Regions from separate parts of the Homo sapiens genome. Here region 1 is linked to region 2. Evidence: chromatin contacts called from ENCODE Hi-C or POLR2A ChIA-PET data. All regions are on one chromosome and are shown on one strand. The core of a region is the stretch at or near the end of the contact, and the rest is flanking DNA. Distances in the headings are between cores, read along the strand shown. Region 1 has its middle 110 kb from the start of NOG. Region 2 has its middle 17 kb from the start of NOG.

Evidence for each region. Hi-C counts contacts between places; a loop is a spot of excess contacts on that map. ChIA-PET counts read pairs that join two places held with the same protein, here RNA polymerase II (POLR2A).
Region 1: a loop to region 2 is called in a map of gastrocnemius medialis, with 2.3 times the contacts of the local background. The contact joins two enhancer-like sites. A Hi-C loop is called at or near these places in 9 of 168 maps with a recorded cell type or tissue (HepG2, astrocyte of the cerebellum, dorsolateral prefrontal cortex and 3 more). POLR2A ChIA-PET finds 5 or more read pairs at or near these places in 5 of 52 experiments (A549, K562, activated CD4-positive, alpha-beta T cell and 2 more).

The regions. Positions count from the first base shown.
Region 1 is chr17:56,697,713-56,702,476 of GRCh38, forward strand. No RefSeq gene overlaps it. Among named protein-coding and RNA genes, the nearest start is that of NOG, 110 kb to the left of the region's middle. RefSeq lists enhancers at 1,011-1,987, 1,012-2,211, 1,988-2,964. Within about 2 kb of position 1,704, at least 15 of the 41 ENCODE cell types and tissues checked have a DNase peak (open chromatin) inside an H3K27ac peak, as active enhancers do; they include gastrocnemius medialis, where a contact is called at or near this core.
Region 2 is chr17:56,574,660-56,579,595 of GRCh38, forward strand. No RefSeq gene overlaps it. Among named protein-coding and RNA genes, the nearest start is that of NOG, 17 kb to the right of the region's middle. Within about 2 kb of position 3,297, at least 3 of the 41 ENCODE cell types and tissues checked have a DNase peak (open chromatin) inside an H3K27ac peak, as active enhancers do; they include gastrocnemius medialis, where a contact is called at or near this core.

The DNA.
Region 1 (4,764 bases), core at 454-2,953, 120 kb after region 2:
TAGGGCTTTAACTTATGAATTTGGAGGGGACACAATTTAGTCCACAGCAAGCAGTTACTTTTTTTTTCTTTTTTCTTTTTTCTTTTTTTTTTTTTTTGAGACAGGGCCTCACTCTGTCACCCAGGCTACAGTGCAGTGGCATGATCGCGGCTCACTGTAGCCTTGACCTCCCCAGCTCAAGCAACCTTCCTGCCTCAGCCTTACAAGTAGCTGAGACTACAGGAGGGCACCACCATGCCCAGCTAATTTTTTTATTTTTTGTAGAAACAGAGTCTCCCTATGTTGCCCAGGCTGGTCTTGGACTCCTGAGCTCAAGCAATCCTCCTACCTCAGCCTCCCAAAGTGCCCAGGCCAGAGCACAGTAGTGTGATCTCGACTTACTGCTTGTGCCTCCTGGGCTCAATTGATCGTCCCACCTCAGCCTCCCAAAGTGCTGAGATTACAGGCAGGACCCACTGCACCTGGCCAATTTACTCTTTTTTTTTTTTTTTGAGACAGGGTCTCACTCTGTCACCCAGGCCAGAGTACAGTAGTGCAATCTCAACTTACTGCCTCTGCCTCCTGGGCTCAAGTGATCATCCCACCTCAGCCTTCTGAGTAGCGGAAAGTACAGGCACGTGCCACCATGCTTGTCTAATTTTTGTATTTTTTTAGAGATGGGGTTTTGTTATGTTGCCTAGACTAAGGTTATTCTTATATTCTTTAAAAGAATGAAATTTTCCATGAATGTCTACTCTCAGGTATCTCGATGACCACAGACTTTAGATCTTAGAAGCATCTTAGAGGAAATCAAGCCTAAATTCTTCTTTATTTTACAAATTAATACATGTGATTCCGAGACATTAGGGGATTTGCCTGGAGCCATACAGCTGGTTAATGGCAGAGCTGAAACTAGAACAAGGTCTTCTGATTCCAGTGGTGCAGTGGCACCATTGCAAGGTCTTGGAGGAACAATGATGGTGATGATGATTCAAGACCCTACTGTTTGACAGGCATAGTATGACTTATTTTATACACACCACCTTATTTATTCTTCACAATAGCCTGGTATAATGGGTACTATTATCCACCCATATAGATGAGGAAACAGGCTCAGAGAATGAGATACCTTACTCAAATTCACACAGCTAGTTGGTAAGGGGGGCCTGGATCCAAATTCTGTGCTCCTTTGATTTCACTATGCTCTATTTCCACCGAGGAAGTGGGTTCCCTGGTGGGGCCAGGGAGGTGGCTCTATGGCTATGAGCCAAGATTTTAGGCCAAGTCAAGGTCATGGACTCTTGGGATCAGCCCTGGGGCCAACAGGCTGCCAGAAGTGACAGAACGAAGAAAGGAAAGGAAGGAGAGAAACAGGAGACAAATCTTGATGGCTTCCCCATATTGCCATTGTCCTACTTGGGGAGTTCCACCTTCATCTGTTTTACCCTTTTTTTCCTTTACCTTCGAGCTCTACGTCTCTTTATCAGTAAACTAGCCTTGCAGACAAGTGCAAACTGTGCCAGCCCTTAGGCTGCAAAGGAAATGAAGTTGGCATTCTGTAGTCCTCACCTGGCATGAATCACACACAGCCCCAAGGGACCGGGACAAGGCTACATGTCAGACTGATGGACTATTGTCTGGAGCTTTGAGAGAGGAAAAAGGGAAGGCTGCTTGCAGGAGAAAGGTGAACAGGTTGGCCCCGGCCCAAGAATGACAGAGGCGCCTTGCTCCTGCCACCCGGCTCTGCTCCTCTGGCCCAGGAACAATAACAAGGCGCTGTCAGGAAGTGACACTAAAATGCCTTTCCCCTTATACCTCGTTCAGCCTCTGGCAAAAGGAGGTTCCCGGAGGGAATATTTTTAGTTTGACAAATGAAAGCCTGGGACCGAGGACAGGAGGGATAAAGGGAGCTCTTCTCTGACACTCCTGGAGACGGGGAGATGATGAGTCAGATACAGAGGGCTTAGGCACGACTTCTCAAGACATTCCTCAGGCATGAGCACAAGCCAGCCGCTCGAATTCCTCCTGCAAGGCCCGCCACCCGGCAATCAGGGCGGAGGGGCCGGGCCAGAGGAGCAGCTCTGCTCTGTCTTCCTCTTGGCACATTGTTGGACAGCAGCTTTGGAAGATCAAAGCAGCCGCCTGTGTTGCTTTCCGGAACTGGGACTCAGGAGGCCTGGGTTCAAGTCCAGGCTTCACCATTTGCCGGCTGTGACATTAAGTGTCCTCATTTCTCCCTTTATGCCTCAGTTTCCTCATCACCAAATTGAGAGTATTATAACACCTTGGAATTATTATTATGAGGTTGTACATTTGGAAAAAAAAACCTTGAGAATGCAGTGTTTAAAAGCATTGGTTTTCTGTATTGCTCCCAGTACCCCATATGCAGATGGACTCAAAATCTCACACTGGTGGCCACGTGCAGTGGCTCACGCCTGTAATCCCAGCACTTTGGGAGGCAAAGGTGGGTGGATCACCTGAGGTCAGGAGTTCGAGACCAGTGTGGCCAACATGGTGAAACCCTGTCTCCACCAAAAATACAAAAATTAGCCAGGCATGATAAATAGGTGCACGCCTGTAATCCCAGCTACTGGGGAGGCTGAGGCACGAGAATAGCTTAAACCTGGGAGGCAGTGGTTGCAGTGAGCCGAGATTGCACCACGGCACCCCAGGCTGGGCAACAGAGCGAGATTTGGTCAAAAAAAAAATCTCACACTGGTAACAATAATAACCAGTACCTATTGAGTGCTTCTTACTTACCAGGCTTGTGCCAACTTCTCTCACATCCAACCCTCTCAATAGTTCTGTGAGGTAGATCTAATCGTTTCCACCTTCTAGACAAGTATACTGAGGCTCAGAGAGGTGGCATGGGCTGCCTAAGGTCACAGAGCTAACAGATGGTAGGCTGACATTAGACTCCAGCTCCCCCAACTCTGAAGCCCACTTTTCTTTTTTTTTTTTTTAATTATTATTATACTTTAAGTTTTAGGGTACATGTGCACAACGTGCAGGTTTGTTACATATGTATACATGTGCCATGTTGGTGTGCTGCACCCATTAACTCGTCATTTAGCATTAGGTATATCTCCTAATGTTATCCCTCCCCCCTCCCACCACCCCACAACAGTCCCCGGTGTGTGATGTTCCCCTTCCTGTGTCCGTGTGTTCTCATTGCTCAGTTTCCACCTATGAGTAAGAACATGCGGTGTTTGGTTTTTTGTCCTTGCAATAGTTTGCTGAGAATGATGGTTTCCAGCTTCATCCATGTCCCTACAAAGGACATGAACTCATCATTTTTTATGGAAGCCCACTTTTCAAATCCCTGTGCTGGGAACCCTCAGCCTGGGCCTGTACCCAGCAGGAGAACAAGATCAAGGCAGTGCGCTGGGCCAGGCACGAACTGGGGAGCCAGAGGGAGGGGAAGGAGCAGAACAGATAAAGAAATCGGAGGCGGAGCCAGGGTTCAGATGCAGAGCAGCAAGTTGAAGGAGCAGGGAAAGCACCAGGGGCTGGAGCCTGGAACCCTGGCAGCTGTCCACACTTGGTACAAACATGCTTACGGCAATATGGTGGATTGCTGGGGCAGGGAAGGGGGGGTGCACTTAAAAGTCAGAATCCGCTCATCTGATTGGAAGAGAGAATGAGGCAACTAACCATCTGTAGATAGGCTTATTTCTCACTTTTTAAACAGCTGGTTTGGGTGGGTGCTCCTAGGGACTCAGCGCAAAGTCATTGGGTGAATTCTACCCAAAATATGTAAAGCCATGATGAGCAACCCACCCCACAGGCCACACGTGGCCCACCTAGTGTCATTGGGTCCATGATTTAATTTGGGGATGAATAGTAAGAGGCCATCAACGTGTACTGCCTCTCAAAAAATTCTGATAGTGATGATATTTCTTGTTGTTAAATTCAGTGTTACTTCACTCATTAGCATCCTTCTCTTACGTAAGTGATCTAACTCTCGAGAAATCACTTTTAATCCCCTCGTAGGACTTGATACAGTTATTTTGTTTTAAGCAGAAAACAAAAGATGGCTCTTAAAGTCAATTATTGTCTTCTTTAATTCACCCTCAGGAAGGAAGGAGAGGGTGAGAAAGGGAGGAAGGAGGTAGGGGGGAAGAAGAGAGGCAGGCAGGCTACCACTGATGTTGAGTCTCAACATCCTCAAACTGCAGACCATGAACTCTTTTCTCTGTGCACTCATAGGAAGGTCATCCTACTGCCTCCTCGGCCAAGCTAAAACCCAAGAGACTTCTCACCATTCCTCTCTCTCCTTCTCCCAGGGATATCACCCCCAGCATCACTGCTAGGGCTTAGGATATCACTAGTATTCCCAACATCACTCAGTGTCTCCCTAGAAGACCTGTGAGGAGTCTCCTCTCAGACCTCAGTGTCAAGGCAAACAGCAAGTGGCTGCTTTTACCCGGTAGGTGATGTGAGCGAGCGTGTTAGAGGGTCATGTCCTCATGTTTGCGTTGGTCACTGAAAATGTTGAGAGTGGATTTTGCATCTTTCCTTTCAGGATCTCACAATGTGAATGTAGGTTCTCCTGCAAGTGTCCCCACTGACAAGACATGGGACCTTGGGCAAGTCATTTAAACTCTGTGAACCTTATCTGTAAAAGAGAGTTAATTACCACTTGCCTCATACGGCAGATGTGGAAGTGAAATTTAGATGATAGATAATAGATAGATAGATGATAGATAGATAGATAGATAGATAGATAGATAGATAGATAGATCACATGTGCCTAGCATATAATAGGTCATCAATAAATGATAG
Region 2 (4,936 bases), core at 2,047-4,546:
AACTACTCCTAAATTGCTTTTACGCATTCACTCTCCAAATATCTATTAAAGCTCCAAGAATCAGTCCCTGCCCTTAAGGGGTTTCCATCAAGCTGTGTGAGTAAACCTATAAATCCAGTGTCAGAAAAATACTAGTTAGCAGAAATAGTCCTGGACAAAGATAGAGTCCTGGCTAAGACTTCATCTGCCATAACTAACTGTGTGACCTTTGGCCTCTCACCTTCCTGAGCTGTCAAAATGGCAGGGCTTGAGCCAGATAGATATGTCTCAAATATCTAATCTCATTATACTCCTGAGAACAGGTTCTCCAAAATCCGGGAACCCTAGACCCCAGTTGGAGAGACCTTCCACTAAACATCACTCTCAAGTCCTTTCAGCTCACAAGTGCTGATTCCAGGCATGTTGACTTTTGTCTTTAAAGTGTCCTAAGACCAGCAAGTCCCACTCTACTAAGAGCTTCAAAACTTCCAAAGTGAGCACTGATTCTAGATTAAAAAGGTTTTCTTACCAAGCTAGCATTCTCTCTGTTTGTCATTGAACTAATGTCATGAATTTAGGTTGGTATTGAGATAATCAAGATATACATTATCCTATATTGCTCCATTTCCTTTTATTGTCTGTGGGTAAGAGTGCAGCCTCAGAGGTGAGATAGCCCTCCATGATACTAGGTAAGTTACTAAAACTCTGTAATTCTGTTTCCTTGTCAGTAAAATGGGAATAATAACAGTTCCTACTACATAGAATTGTTATGCAGATTAAATAAGAATTTAATTAATCTTGAATTAATTAACATGGGTTGAATATTTATTAGATAGTAAATGTTCAGTAAGTTCTAGCTTTAATTATGGTGATTACTTCTGCTAGGTTATAAGCTTCTTGAAATCATGAACCACGCATATCTCAAACTTTATTAAGCAATTAGTACTTACCACAAGTTTATTATTATTCATTTATATAATAGTTATGTTTAGTAATAAGAATGACAAAAAAGAAACATACTGAAAGTAAGATTATTGCGTTTGATTCTGGTTTCTTTATGTTACACTTCTTTATTTCCTTCAAGTTGATTAGTTGTACTTAATGCAGTTTTCTTTCTTTCTCCTAATCTGACATTAAATTTTTTCTTGAAAAATAAAGATAAATAAATAACAGGCTGGGCACAGTGGCTCATGCTTGTAATTCCAGCACTTTGGGAGGCTGAGGTGGGCGGATCGCCTGAGGTCAGAAGTTCAAGACCAGCTTGGCCAGAATGGCAAAACCCCATCTCCACTAAAAAAAAACAAAAAAATTAGCTGGGCATGGTGACGGGCACCTGTAATACCCACCTACTAGGGAGGCTGAGGCAGGATAATCGCTTGAACTCGGGAGGCCGAGGTTGCAGTGGGCCAAGATTGCACCATTGCACTCCAGCCTGGGTGACAGAGCAAGACTCTGTCTCATAAATAAATAAATAATAAAAAGGTTTTTCTGAAGATTCATGTGAAGATTAGGATCACAGCCTATTTTATTTTTTATTTTTGAGATGGGGTCTCCCTCTGTTGTGTAGGCTGGAGTGCAGTGGCACCGTGATGGCTCACTGCAGCCTTGACCTCCCGGGCTCAAGGGATCCTCCCACTTCAGCTTCCCCAGTAGCTAGGACTACTACATACTTGTGCCACGACACCCAACTAATTTTTTTTTTTTTTGGTAGGGACAGGATCTCTCCATGTTGCTCAGCTGGTCTCAAACTCCTGGGCTCAAGCAATCCTCCCACTTCAGCCTCCTGAATTGCTGGGATTACAAATCCCACTGTGCCCAGCCCAAGGAGCACAGCCTTGAGATTTAGACTTAGTTCCAATCCCAGCACCATCTCTTATGAACTAGGCGACACTGAGCAAGTTACTGAATCTTTGTTAGCCTCAGTTTCCTCTTACATCAAATAGGTATAATAATGGGATCCAGCTTGCATTCAATGCATGGACAGAAATGGTAGTTTCCCTAAACAGTGAAGGAGGGTCATGAAAAAAGGACTATAGATGTAGGATGGGAGACTGAAATTTGAGGTCCGACAAAGCAAGGGTGACTTTGAGAACACCCTCTCAGGAACTGTAGTTCCTGTTTCCTCCAGGGGTTGGGGGCTGGGAGTGGTGGTGGGGTAGGAGGCTGTGGAAGTGGGCAAAGCTCTAGCTTCCCCAGGCTGACCCCTGCTCTGATTATGTTACATTTCTCTCTTGGGTCCAGCCCTGTGCACAGCTCCAATGGGCTTCATTGCCCTGAGCTGGCATGTTGCAAGATTGAATCACAAATCAATACTGCTCTTGTTATGAATTCCAATCTGCATTCAAAAAGTTGCAGGCCCTCCCAGGTCCCAAACCAAAGCCCTCCCAGGTCCTACCCCCAACCCCTGGCTCTCGCAGCTCGCTTAATACCACAAAAAGCTGCTGCTTTTGCGTAAATATGAGGAAATTAAGTTCCTGAAAGATCTACCAAGAGGCAGCTAATGGAATAATGGCTTGGGTAAGCTTAGGTTAAAAAGAAGGAGCATTCAAGAATTAAACAGCCATCGTCATCAGTGAAGGAAAGTCACCTAGAAGTAGACCAAAAAAGGTTTTATTTCCCAAGAGTTTTATAATCTGACTTGGTGTCCTGGACTAGGAAACTGAGCTGAAAGCCCAGGGGTGTGCAGAAGCATTATGACCAAGTCACCAGCTCTAAGCTCTGAGAGCCCCAAAACCCGAATTAGGGCTGACTATCCCAACCGCCCTCACCCACCCACACATCTACCCTCACAATTCCATGTTGCATCTAACTCACCCTGCAAAGCAACGGGTGTGTTGGGACCCAGCCAGTTGGGAGCCTTTGTAAAGACAAGATCCTTTTGCTTTGTGTTTGTTTTAATTTTCCCAAGCAGCTCAGATCTAACATGAAAAGTGCAATAAACTGGGAGTATCAGTGTCCACTGAAAATATCACTTCACAAGTGAAAATATATCCAAACAGCCAGTTGTAGTTTGAGAGGCTCTCCCTCCTCAAAAATGCAGCTGTCACCAAAAATACATTTGAAATCTCTCTCTTCCTCACTCTCTCTCTCTCCTTTCCCTTCCTTCCTTCTTCTTCCAGCTCTCCCTCTGTCTTGCAATTTAACTTTAATTGCCCTGTCAGCTCTAAAGGCTGCTAATTGACGCCTTTTATTCTGGGTTAAAACTCCTCAGGAAGAAAAGAGCTCGCCGGGCCCCCAGATTCGACCGATTTGGCACGCTTGTCTCCCTGCGAATTGAAGCTGGGTGCTGCTAGTGCTGGGGGCAGGCGTGGGGGAGTCGCGGAGGCGGGGAGGGGGGCTGGGCAGAGGTTGGAACGTCTATTTTTAGTGAGGGTTTTATAGAGTGGATCCCTGTGGCTTGGCTCCACACTGAAATATTGTCCTCGTCTCAATGACATAAACACAGGGCAACTTGGAGATCTTGGCGCCAGCTCTGGCCGGAGCCTGTGAATGGGCAGAATGGTGGGATGGGAGCAAGAACCCTACTGTAATTACAAATAAATCCGCCACCCACCCCCACCCCCTGGCTCTCCCAGCTCGCTTAATACCACAAAAAGCCGCTGCTTTTGCGTAAATACGAGGAACTTAAGTTACTGAAAGATCTACCAAGAGGCAGCTAATAGAATAATGACTTGGGTAAGCTTAGGTTAAAAAGAAGGGACATTCAGGAATTAATTAAACAGCCATCGTCATCAGTGAAAACCACAGACGGAGGCAAAGCATGGACTCCGTCTTGAGCTCCTGGAGTAAATCCAGTGTGTTGCTTCCCTCTGAAATTATCAAGCATTCAGGCTGGCCCTGGTATGGGAGAAATTGGAACTGATAAATTGGAACCAATTAGCAACAAGGTCTCAATATGATTCTTTGGAATGTCCCCGGCCAGGCTGGATGAAGCTGTCACCCAGGGCAGCCTCAGACATGGAGCCACACTTTCCAAAGCATATTTAAATATAGCCTCGCTTCCCTCGAAATGTAATCCCAACCCTCATTTCATCCTTGGAAGCTTGGGGGGTGGAGTGCAGGGTGAGGTGGGATTTTCATAACCCCCATCCCCCACTCCCACAACCCTGTAAATAAATAAAAGATTACACCAAATTCCATTTGAAGTTGTCAGTCCCGGAATGGAACTTTTATCCCATTATGAATTTCATGGGTGAGACCGGTCAGACTTTGAATGTGGCTAACACCTCCATTGAAAGGCCCTAATTGCAGTTGTAGGCACTGACTGTTTGCAGACACCGCACTGTACACACCTTCACATTCCTCTGAAGAAAGAGCATCCTATGAGAGCCGGCCAGGGCCTCCCCTCAAGTCAGTAGGACTGTCAAGGTTTCACTTAAACTTTAAACCAAAGTTGCCCTATTGAAGGGCCAGGTGCTAATTTGGGATTCTGAGGTTCGGCAGCTTTGCCTTGGCTGACAGGGCTGTTACTATACCCAGGGGGCTGGCTGGAGTCGTGCTTCAGCCTCAGAGGCTACCAGGAAGGGAGTCTTTCAGTCCAAATGGACCCTTGAAGGACCGCTTTTATTTTCAGATGAACTTCCTCTGAGCCTGAAAGCATCCAGGGCTTGGCTGAGCGACAAAAGAATGGAGAAATGCGTTTTGCACACAGCTACTGGCCTACCAGAGGCAAGAAAGCTGCCTGTTAAGAGTCCCAAGGGAAGGGAGCCTCTCCCTTCACTTCGGGACTCCTGGTGGGGAACAAGCCATGGAAAGGTGGCCTATGAGGGAGAACTCTTTACAAAGTTCTGCTCCTCCCTCAATGGACACCACTAAAAGTTTTAATTTTTGTGTTGTGGTAAAATATACATAAAGTAAAATTCACCATTTTAACCATTTGTAAGTGTACAGTTGAGTGGCATTAAGTACATTCTCATTGTTATGCAGTCATCACCAGCATCCATCACCAGAACTTTTT